Regions from separate parts of the Homo sapiens genome. Here region 1 is linked to region 2. A link is a loop called in an ENCODE intact Hi-C map of the cell type or tissue named here. Cell type or tissue: ascending aorta. All regions are shown on one strand. Links, peaks and the distances in the headings refer to the core of each region. The heading gives the core; the rest is flanking DNA. Region 1 overlaps SIPA1L1 (signal induced proliferation associated 1 like 1). Region 2 overlaps SIPA1L1 (signal induced proliferation associated 1 like 1).

Region 1 (5,379 bases), core at 322-5,321, 90 kb after region 2:
ATTAGCCCCAAAAATTACTTTTATAAAAAATATGATCAGCAACAGACAAGTACCTAGAATATCACTAAAGTCTTGTGTATGATGCAACAATTACCTCCTTCACACTAGATACTGGACTACAAAATTATAAAATGGAATTCTGAAAGGCTAAATATTTTCAGACAGAGTAACACTGAGATTTCTTACAGAATAAAAACCGAATCTCAGGACATTTTGAACACAGGCACTGTAAGCACAAAGTTTACCTCCCTAACTAATACTGTAAACTGGTTCCAACATGAATTATGTCCAGAGGTTTCTAAATGATATTCCAATAACCATCTCAATGTGCAACATGCCATACATTATCCTTAAGAAAATGTAAGACGTCACAAAAACATAGGCTCTTTTATGATTATCAAATCTTTTTGTTTGTTTGTTTTAAGAGACACAGTCTTGTTTTGTTACCCAGGCTGGAGTAGAATGGCATAATTATAGCTCACTGCAGCCTTGACCTCCTGGGCTCAAGTGATCTTCCCATCTCAGCCTCCCAAGTGGCTAGGACCACAGGCACATGCCATCACGCTTGGCTAATTTTTATTTTATTATTTTTTTTATAGAGACAAGGTCTCACTATGTTGCCCAGGCTGGTCTCAAAGTCCTAAGCTTACGCAATCCTCCCACCTCAGCCTCCCAAAGTGTGGGGATTACAGGCATGAGCCACCACACTTAGCCAATCATCAAATCTTTAAACAATCACTGTTTTCTCCTATTTTCCTATTTTGCCCTATCAGAAAAAACTTAATATTTATAGACAAAAGAAAAAAAGTACAACACAAAGAAAAAAATTTATAGACATTTCTCCATTTATTTCAACTTTCTCTTCATTAGATGTTAACAAAATAACATTTTTCATGTTAATTACTATAATTTAAAAAAATAAATTCCAAGTTGCCAGGGGAAAAATCTCATTACTCTTCCATGCTTTGGCAAACCTTCTTATGCTTCCATCTATACTCTGGGCTTTGAATCAAGTAAATGAAATCTTGGCTGGAAAAGACATACATTATTAAATAATTTAGGATACTGACCCTTTCTAATGCAAAAGGAAGAGAATGTCAATACTATATGTTCTGAATTTTTTTAATTAGCCCGCAAGATTTTACAGTTTAAGTTACTTCTTTTTTTTTTTTTTTTTTTTTTTTTTTGAGACAGAGTCTTGCTCTGTCATCCAGGCTGGAGTACAGTGACGCGATCTCAGCTCACTGCAACCCCAGCCTCCCAGGTTCAAGCCATTCCCCTGCCTCAGCCTCCTAAGTAGCTGGGACTACAGGTATGCACCACCATGCCTACCTAATTTTTTGTATTTTTAGTGAAGACGAGGTTTCACCCTGCTGACCAGGCTAGTCTCGAACTCCTGACCTCAGGTTATCTGCCTGCCTTGGCCTCCCAAAGTGCTGGGACTACAGGCAGGAGCCACCACACCTGGCCATACATTTTAAGTTACTCCTGATCTACATGGTTATTTTATTATCTAAAAAGGACTTTAAAGTGTTACTAACATTTTAAAGCAACATATCAAAAAAAGTTTTAATCTTTATCACTAACTAAAACCTACGGAACTAAGAGAAAGGAGTGTTAATCAAAAACTTAGCCAGTCTTTCCATCCACTATAGTAGTTACTGTATACGAACAATTACCCGAGATTTATCCAACGTTCATTCAACAAGCATTTATTTAGTACTTACATGTCCCAAGCACTATACTCTGCCATGGAGAGGCAATAATGAGCATGACAGACATGGTACCTGAATGCAGGAATCTTAGAGACTATGTCCCTCCATGCCACCACTTTAAGCTCAAAAGAAGCATAAAAGTATAACCCTTTCCAAATAGCAGTATGATGGCTATGTTTTTATAAATAATCTAGATGGCTAAAGGTTCAACCCAAGATCCTTTGGGAACTTCTGGGCAGCAATACAAGGACAGAGGCCACTAGGAAGCTGGCTCTTTTCTGGGACTATGGAAGCCAGCCTAGGGAAGGCCACACCAGATCCCATCTAAATATTTTGGCCAGCCTATGCTCCAAGGGAAAATCTCCCTCTGCAAGACTTTGGATCAGAAACAGATCCATAAATAACCTCCATCAGTGGCAGACTTAAGAGGCTGTGTATGTAAAATAAGTTGCAGAAATTCCATTATTCAAACAGACAACACCATGTTTCCAGTCACCTCAAAGCCATGAACTCACCAAGGTAACAAGATGCTGAAAATTTATACCATCAGAATTATAATCCATTAAACAAACAACTAGATTTAATGATCTTTCCCAAATAGTAAGTCTGAAATTTGTTTTTTTACACTGAATCTTAACTTTCCTTAGTGATATCTTTTAAAGAACTTAGAAACAATTTCAGTTTTATGCAAAGATACAGCTAAAGACAAAATTCAAGTTCAGTATGAAAAAAGAGGTATCACGCACCTTCACCTACCCCAAAACCATCAATGGTTTCTCAATACCTACATTAAAAGGGTAAAAATTCTTTGATTAGGCACTCCAAGTCCTAGACAAGTCAATTCCAACCTAAATTTTCAAATCCATTTCTCTGTACACCACTCCCCATATACACCACTCCAGGGAAACTGAACTATTCTTTCTTATCTGAATATACTCTTCACTTCAGATTTTTCTTTTTCTTTACTTTTCCTTTTTTTTTTTTTTTTTTTTTTTTTTGAGATGGGTTCTCACTGTCACCCAAGCTGAAGTGCAGTGGTGTGATCTCAGCTCACTGCAGCCTCGACCTCCCAGGCTCAAGCTATCCTCCCCGCTCAGCCTCCTGAGTAGCTGGGACTACAGGCACCCACCCATGGTCAGTTAGTTTTTGTATTTTTTGTAGACGGGGTAACACCATGTTGCCCAGACTGGTCACAAACTCCTAGACTCAAGTAGTCGGCCTGCCTCGGCTGCCCAAAATGCTGAGATTACAAGCATGAGCCACTGTACCTAGACATATTTTATTTTTTTAATCATCTTACTTATGCTACAAGTTTAGAAGCTTTAGGCAGTGGCTCATGCCTGTAATCCTAGCACTTTGGGAGGTGGAGACAGGCAGACTGCCTGAGCTCAGGAGTTCAAGACCAGCCTGGGCAACATGGTGAAACCCCATCTCTACTAAAATAGAAAAAAATCAGCCAGGAATGGTGATGCACGCCTGTAGTCCCAGCTACTCAGGAGACTGAGGCATGAAAATTGCTTCAACCTGGGAGGCAGAGGTTGCAGTAAGCTGAGATGGCGCCACTCCAGCTTAGGCAACACAGTAAGACTCTGTCTCAAAAAACAAACAAAAAATAAGTTCAGAAGCTTTAGGAGGGCAAGGCCTGTATATGACTGACCTCTTCTTCCAATCCTTTCCCTGTCCCTCTTCCCGTATAACAGGAATTAAATGAGTTAATAGGGAGTGGCTTCTAAAAATAAGTCAACCAAATCATGAGATTATTCAACATCTCATGGTTGTTCTGCCAAGTGATTCATCACCTCTAAGACCCAAAGTTAAAGTTTGAATAGATGTAGACACTTCTCTCACATCTGGGCAAGGAATTCAACAAAAATCTTTTAAATCAAAAGAAAACGTTTTACCTAAATAAGGTTTTCATTAGTGGTAAAATATTTAGAAACAACAGAAACAGTGAACTGAAACTAAAAATGTAGGGGAAAAAAGACTGTGCTACCAAATTTTATAATGTCCATGACACTTTAATATTCTTTTCTCCTCCAGCCAAATACTTTTCTTAGAAAGATAAATTAATGTTTTCCATTCCATACTCATGAGTAGTTATGAAAATAAAGTAGCATATACTATGGTAGAGGGTTTTAAGTTATTAATCAAATTAAAGTTGACTCATAAAATATATTTTGACCTTGATGCTTTCCAATGTGGGTATCACCCCATTAAAACATCTGTTTTCTATTTCCAACATTTCAGAATCATTAAATTTATGACAAACACAGAATGCTCCACCTACCTTTTCCTTGCAAGGGGTGGTGGCAGTGAAGAAGAGGGAGAGGAGTGGTAGTGAAGAAGACGGTAGTGAAGAAGAGAGAATTAAATACTGACTTTCCCCCTCCTGTCTGCAGCACATTTCTTAACAGTATAAAAAGAGGCTTGGGTTTAATTTTGAGTTCAATGAAGCCTGAGAAGCCAGTTGCTGAAACAGAAATTCATCTGAGAAACTAGCCATCCTTTGTGTTGCCCTCCTCTCCATGAGGTCTTCCTGGGTTAGAGTGATGACAGCTCAACTCCTCCTCAGGGTACCACAGGTGAGCTCTTGGAAAGGCTCTCTTCAGCTAAAACCACATTAGTTAAATCAAATCAAAAAACAGTAAGCAGGAAAGCAGAGGGCAAAAAAAAAACCTGCTCTCCTAGTATTTCTGTATCAATTCCAAGTACTTTCCTTCTCTCACTGCCAGCAGCACCCATCAATTCCCATAGTAACCAGCCCACGGCTTTCCAACCAGCCCAAGAGGGAGGCAAGTAAGCTGCAGGCAGAAGCACATGAGAGCATGACCCAAAACCCAGGCACCAATCTAATAGTTACTTGGTGGCTTAAACATTCCAATTCTACCTCCTTACTTCCTTAATTCCCAGATTCCCGATGGCCCTCTCCTCTTCCCCTTCAACCTGATGTGGAGACAGGCAAGAGGATTTTTTTCTAGAATTCTGCACAAACAATTTTTCTGTTTTCTGGTGCAATTTTTGTTCATGTCTGTTTGGTACCAAAGCAACCGTGGTCCTTTTACCACATGCGCATAAATGTATACTGTTGAATCCTCTGGAATGAAAGTAAAGACTGCAAAGATATTGGGAGCGATATTTTGAGATCTGGGAATAAGGATGAAAAAGGAACGAAGAACAAAAGGTGCTGCTGATGTGGGTGGAGATGATCTTTGCTTTGAGAACAGGATTCATTATGTGGGCTGGTCAGGAGTGGGAACAAGAGCAGGAAGGCCACAGGGGATTGAGAGTACTTCTGTCCCCAACACACTCATCAAGGACGTGCAATCGGGGGCCAAGGCTCATTATGGTGATTTTCAACAGGGAAAGAGGGAATTATCGGAACTGGGGTGAAATGTGGGTGATGATTAAAGAAGTTTGAGAGAAAAAAAAGCATACCTAGCTGATTCTAACATCTAAAGAATTACTATGGTGACGAGTTTTGTTTTGTTTTGTTTTGTTTTGTTTAACTAAAAAGTAAGGTAGAGAATCAAATTAAAAGTGCACAGCATGGGCTATGAACCACTTCTAAAAGGTTTCACATCTTCTTTAACAGAATTTAATGGCTAAAATGTAAGGAGATAACAAGGGTGACAGAAGGTACTGAAAAAAACAGTATGTGAGTCAC
Region 2 (5,379 bases), core at 231-5,230:
TATGGGAACCATGGAGGAATCTCCTAAAACTGACCCATGAGATCAGAACTGCTTACAAATGTCAAATATTCCACTGCTTTTCATTCTATCCAGGGAAAAAAAATTTACTTTCATCAGTGTATACGTACCCTCTATAATACTTTTAAAGAACAAGTCTCCTTTTCTAATTCTCTCAATTACAGAGGAGTACAAAACATTTAGTAGCATTCTGGATAATTTGTGCCAATTTAGATGATTCATGTAGTATTGCTTTTCCAGACTAAATGGTCTATGGCCAGTGCTTTCAAGTCAACAAGGGTGCGGAGAGCAAGACCTAATTACAGATCTGAGTCAGTGTCTAGAAGCTCCCTCAGCCCAGGGGGCCGTTCCCCACAAAGGCAGCATTTCATCTGGCGGTACAAAAACAAGCCAAGTTTTTGTACCACTTTCCATATTTACACAAGTCCTTTTGTATGCCATTAATATATATACAAGTCCTTTCATATATAAGAAAGAAGAAGACTCCATTCCACAAGAAACAAACAAAAAAGAGTAATATCAGTTCACCGAATTGATTTTTCAAAGAAAATTTTCAATAGGCTTTTCCCCTTAAAACCCAACTATAACATGCAGATTTTTTAAAAAAGAAAATGCACACAAAACATATTACACAACAACCAATACATTCACAAAGTGTAAGATCTTCAAACAATTTCAACAAAAGATGTTAATGTTTTCCTTCCTGTAACATGGATATAATATGTATAAATTAAAGGGGAAAAAATCTTTTGAGTTCACTTTTTTTCAAATGTTAAACATTTAAGTAAAAATGGCACCCAGAAAAAAAAACAAAACAGAAATTATATTGTTGTAAATTTTTCTCTGATACTTTATCAGTAATTAGGTTCTCAAGTTGAAAGGATTAATGATTTTTGAATGGAACTGACTATTCAGTTTCATGGAGGCAACATTCCAAGCAAGAGCAAAGGGTAACAGGACTCCCCCAATAGTAAGGGAATTAGTTTTTTGAATGCAAAATTTAAATGACTTAAGATTCATTTCAGGCCAGGCATGGTGGCTCACATTTGTAATTCTAGCACTCTTGAAGGCTGAGGCGGACAAAAAATACAAAAAATTACCCAAACCTGGTGGTTCATCATGCCTGTATTCCCAGCTAATTGGGAGGCTGAGGTGGGAGGATCACTTGAGCCTGGGAGGTCGAGGCTGCAATGAGCTGAGATTGCACCACTGTACTCCCGCCTGGGCAACAGAGTGAGACCCTGTCTTAAAAAACAAAACAACAAAAACAAAAGCAAAAGCAAACAAAAAAAAGATACATTTCACACAAGAACAAGATAGAAAATGATCCCTAAGACCCAATATTGGGTCACAAGGGACATAAAGGCACAACAAAGATTTCCAAGGAGGCTCCCAGATGACTGATACACAGTACTATTTCGAGGTGCAACCTGACAGCCAGTTCTTAGGAGTAGACCCCTCTTCTGTACTACTGCTACCAGTACAAAGTAACATAGTGACAAACTGACAAATTTAGAAAAAAAAAAAAAAGAAGTAAATTTTGTAGGCATAATGGCGAATTCTCACAATGCAGAAAAATGATGCCAGAAGCATCATTTGGACTACAGAATGAATAGAGCTATTTAAATGAAACAGCAACCAACACACTCTGAAAACCTCATTAATGACACAATTGATCTATAAGTATCCTGCACATTCCACACCTGCACAGGAGTGTAGAAGTAGATACAGAGAGTGAACTCAATGGTAGGCCAATTACCAGAGAAAAGTGCTTCGTATTAGTAGATAAGACAGAAAGCTATCAGCATGTTGGTTCAAACTCATTGACCATTCAAAACCTAAAACATTCTATCACAGATCACTAGGATACCCAATAATAGATCTTTTCACAAGTACCTAAGAACAGATTTATAGCCTCTTTCAGCGATCCTCAATTTATTCTAAACTCCCTTACGATTTTGAGTAATAAATGCACATAGCATCTACATTTACTCAAAGTTAAAAAGCATCCAAAAATCATACAATACACTATGTGGGAAGAACACAAACAAATGCATGGGAATAATAAAGACCAAAACCAGGATAGTGGCTTCTTGGGGATTAAGAAAGGGAACTGCTGTTAGAGAGAAATATCCTGGGTTTTTTAATGTTCAATGGAATTGGTAAACATTCGATTTCTCTATAGAGTGTTGAGGAGAGGTAACATGGATTTTGTTTTTCTGCTAATCAAAAAGGAGCTGGGGTAAGGATATTTGTGTTATGCCTTATATGCTTTTTATATTTGAAATATTCCTACTAATTTTTCAAGAACAAAAACAAGGAATTAGAAGGGTATAGACTGTTCTAAGAAAACACAAAGAACAAGTCTGCACTGCCAAATATGCACCTACCTATGCAAAGGGATGAGTCTGCCAGTATCCAAGACCCTTTTTAGCATTCACAGCACAAGTTGGTCGATCAGGACGCAAAACCTTCTGGGGGTGTGGGGGTGGGGTAGAATCTGAAAGTGATATATTTTATTCTCATGTCTTTGAATACTAAATCACTACCTGCTAACTGTTAAGAGTGAAGAGTATGCCAGTCAACACCAACACACTCTGCCAGTTTAATTTAATGGTATTATTTTGCCTTGCTTTGCAATTACTCCTACATTTCCCCAGGGAGAAACTAATGGATTACTAAAAATAAAATGGAGACTAAGTGAATCACTTAGGCTGTTTTGGCTCCTAACTCAAACTGGCTTAAATAAAAAGGAAATGTATTGGCTCAAATGCTTGGACGTCAGAGAAAGGGCAAGCTTCAGGGCTGGTTTCCTTGTGATTCTGGACTCCGTCCTCCACCCTGTGTGGCTTCTCACTCAGTCCGGAAGCCACAATGCTGCAGCTACACCAGACCTCACACCAGCGCACAACAACATCCAGAAGTAAGAGGCAGCTCTGTCCTAACCATGAGAAGCCTTCTGCCAGAAGCTCCAGGCAAACCCACATTGGAGCCACGCTGGGTAGAAAAGGATTACAGGACCATCTCTGAAACCATCCCCCTGGCCAGGTAACACTCAGCACTCACTGATGTAGCCAGAGTTCATGAGTCAATCATGGACAAGGCAGAAATGAGACTGCTCCTAATCAGGGCGAGCTGCAGTCAGTTCTTCAACCCCATAACATGAGGAATAGATGCAACGCATGATATGGATCCAACCCTAATGTTCAGTCAGTACTATTTACAGGCAATAGCCTGAGCAATACTGTATCAGAATACGAAATAAATCACTATTACACTGTATTTGTATATAAAGCTATAGATTCAAAAAGCAGATGACAAACGACTTCATCTCTTTGAGAAAAGTAGATTTTTTAAAATTTTGTTTCTATGTTTTCATTTCTCTAATCAGAAATTTAAACACAGAAAATCAACACTTTGTAAAGCAGGTAGGTCATAGGAAGTATGGCATAGTACTTACTATATTCTTGTGCCATGGCTACCGAAATTTAGACAACGTCCACACCAATAAGGTATAACCTGAAATAAAATTAGAAAAAAAACCTGGTTAAGTGCACAATAAATTTCACTAAAATACAATAGCTGTATAACTTACACAGGTCTTATCTTTGTTCTAGAAGAGGCAAACCAGCCTTTCTAAGGTAAATAGTTGCTTTTAAATTAGACATTAGAGAAAAATGTCTCTAGTATTATCATATTTCTTTCTTTTTTTTTTTTTAAGATGGAGTTTCACTCTTGTTGCCCAGGCTAGAGGGCAATGGTGCGATCTTGGCTCACCACAACCTCCACCTCCCAGGTTCAAGCGATTCTTCTGCCTCAACCTCCCTAGTAGCTGAGATTACAGGCGTGTGCCACCACGCCCAGCTAATTTTGTATTTTTAGTAGAGACGAGGTTTCTCCATGTTAGTCAGGCTGGTCTCGAACTCCTGACCTCAGGTGATATGCCCGCCTCAGCCGCCCAAAGTGCTGGGATTACAGGCATGAGCCACCGCGCCCGGCCTGTCTGTAGTATTATAATATTTCTAAATATTTTTAAGGTCACATGCATCTTTGTAGAGCTGACCATAACAAACCAAAACAAACAAAATACCTTTTTATCAAGTACTGTTGCCCTGGACTGCTATTTATAAAGCTGAAACAAAAAGGGGAAAAAATAGAATTATTATTTTTCTCTTTTTGAGATGGAGTATCATTCTGTCACCCAGGCTACACTGCAGTGGCACAATCTTGGCTCACTACAACCTCTGCCTCCCAGGTTCAAGCAATTCTCCTGCCCAGCCTCCCGAGTAGCTGAACTAGAGGCGCGCACCATCACGCCCAGCTAATTTTTGTATTTTTAGTAGAGACAAGGTTTCACCATATTGCCCAGACAGGTCTCGAACCCCTGACCTCAGGTAATCCACCTGCCTCGGCCTCCCAAAGTGCTGGGATTACAGACGTGAGATACTGCGCCCAGCTGAAAAATAGAATTATTAAACAGACCTCAAAAATCATGTAGTCTACTCACTACAAGACACAACTAACCTGTTCAACCCAATGCAATTTAAAGCTAGATAAATAAGCTTCGATTTCTAAATTCCTTAACTTGAAGATCTGAGGAGACAGTTCTCAGGAGAAAAAAATGCAAAAATATGATTCCAATATCTGATACTGCATCATCTTACTTAGTAAAATCTATGAATATTCAGCACACTATGGAGTGCTGAACAAACACACCCACAGAACTTGAGATTTTTAAGATGCTGGAATTGCTTTTAATATTCAAAAGGGAAAGATAATAGCCGGTACAATGGCTCACGCCTGTAATCCCAACTACTCTGGGGACCCAGGCACGAAAATCGCTTGAACCTGGGAGGCGGAGCTTGCAGTGAGCTGAGATTGTGCTGCTGCACTCCTCCAGCCTGGACGATAGAGCGAGACTCGGTCTCAAAACAAAAAAAAGGAAAGATAAGAACTCTGTCCTTATCCAAACCTCAGACCACATAACTATATAACAAACCACACTTTCAATTAAGAGGGACTGAAAAACATGAAAGTCTAACTAAGCTTTAAGACAATTAAGTTTCCAGGTAGTATGATGACAAGGCTGAGGATCACTGTCCATGTATCCACAAATACAGTGTCTAACTTCACTTGCCTCAGTGTGTGTGAGATTCAGCCATGTTGCTGTATTCATTATAGTTAATAAGCTTTAAAAAAAAAATTTTTAAGCATTAAAAGAAGAAAAGTGGACGCCTCAAAACAGAAGGAAATATTTGCAATACATATATCTACCAAAGGACAGATTCAGAACATATAAAGAACTCCTTACAAATTAATAAGAGGGCTGTGCACAGTAGCTCATGTCTGTAATCCCAGCAT

The links. Hi-C counts contacts between places; a loop is a spot of excess contacts. Peaks named below come from ENCODE experiments on the same cell type or tissue, not always from the same donor. Only the 100,000 strongest peaks of a DNase experiment are listed, where the experiment ranks them.
Region 1: it touches region 2 in a loop (1.8-fold over the local background); 1 of 110 quality-filtered maps calls a loop at or near these places.

What each region holds. Positions count from the first base shown.
Region 1 is chr14:71,437,981-71,443,359 of GRCh38, reverse strand. All of the region lies in intron 2 of SIPA1L1 (signal induced proliferation associated 1 like 1), which reads right to left. Among named protein-coding and RNA genes, the nearest start is that of SNORD56B, 42 kb to the right of the region's middle. In ascending aorta, for the core only: no CTCF peak of the experiment used is centred there; DNase peaks (open chromatin) are centred at 3,249 and 4,476; H3K27ac peaks cover 3,708 bases.
Region 2 is chr14:71,527,470-71,532,848 of GRCh38, reverse strand. It overlaps SIPA1L1 (signal induced proliferation associated 1 like 1), which reads right to left. Exons shown (of 24, transcript NM_001386936.1): 4 at 3,479-3,537. Among named protein-coding and RNA genes, the nearest start is that of SNORD56B, 130 kb to the right of the region's middle. In ascending aorta, for the core only: no CTCF peak of the experiment used is centred there; DNase peaks (open chromatin) are centred at 335 and 2,858; H3K4me3 peaks cover 899 bases; H3K27ac peaks cover 1,639 bases.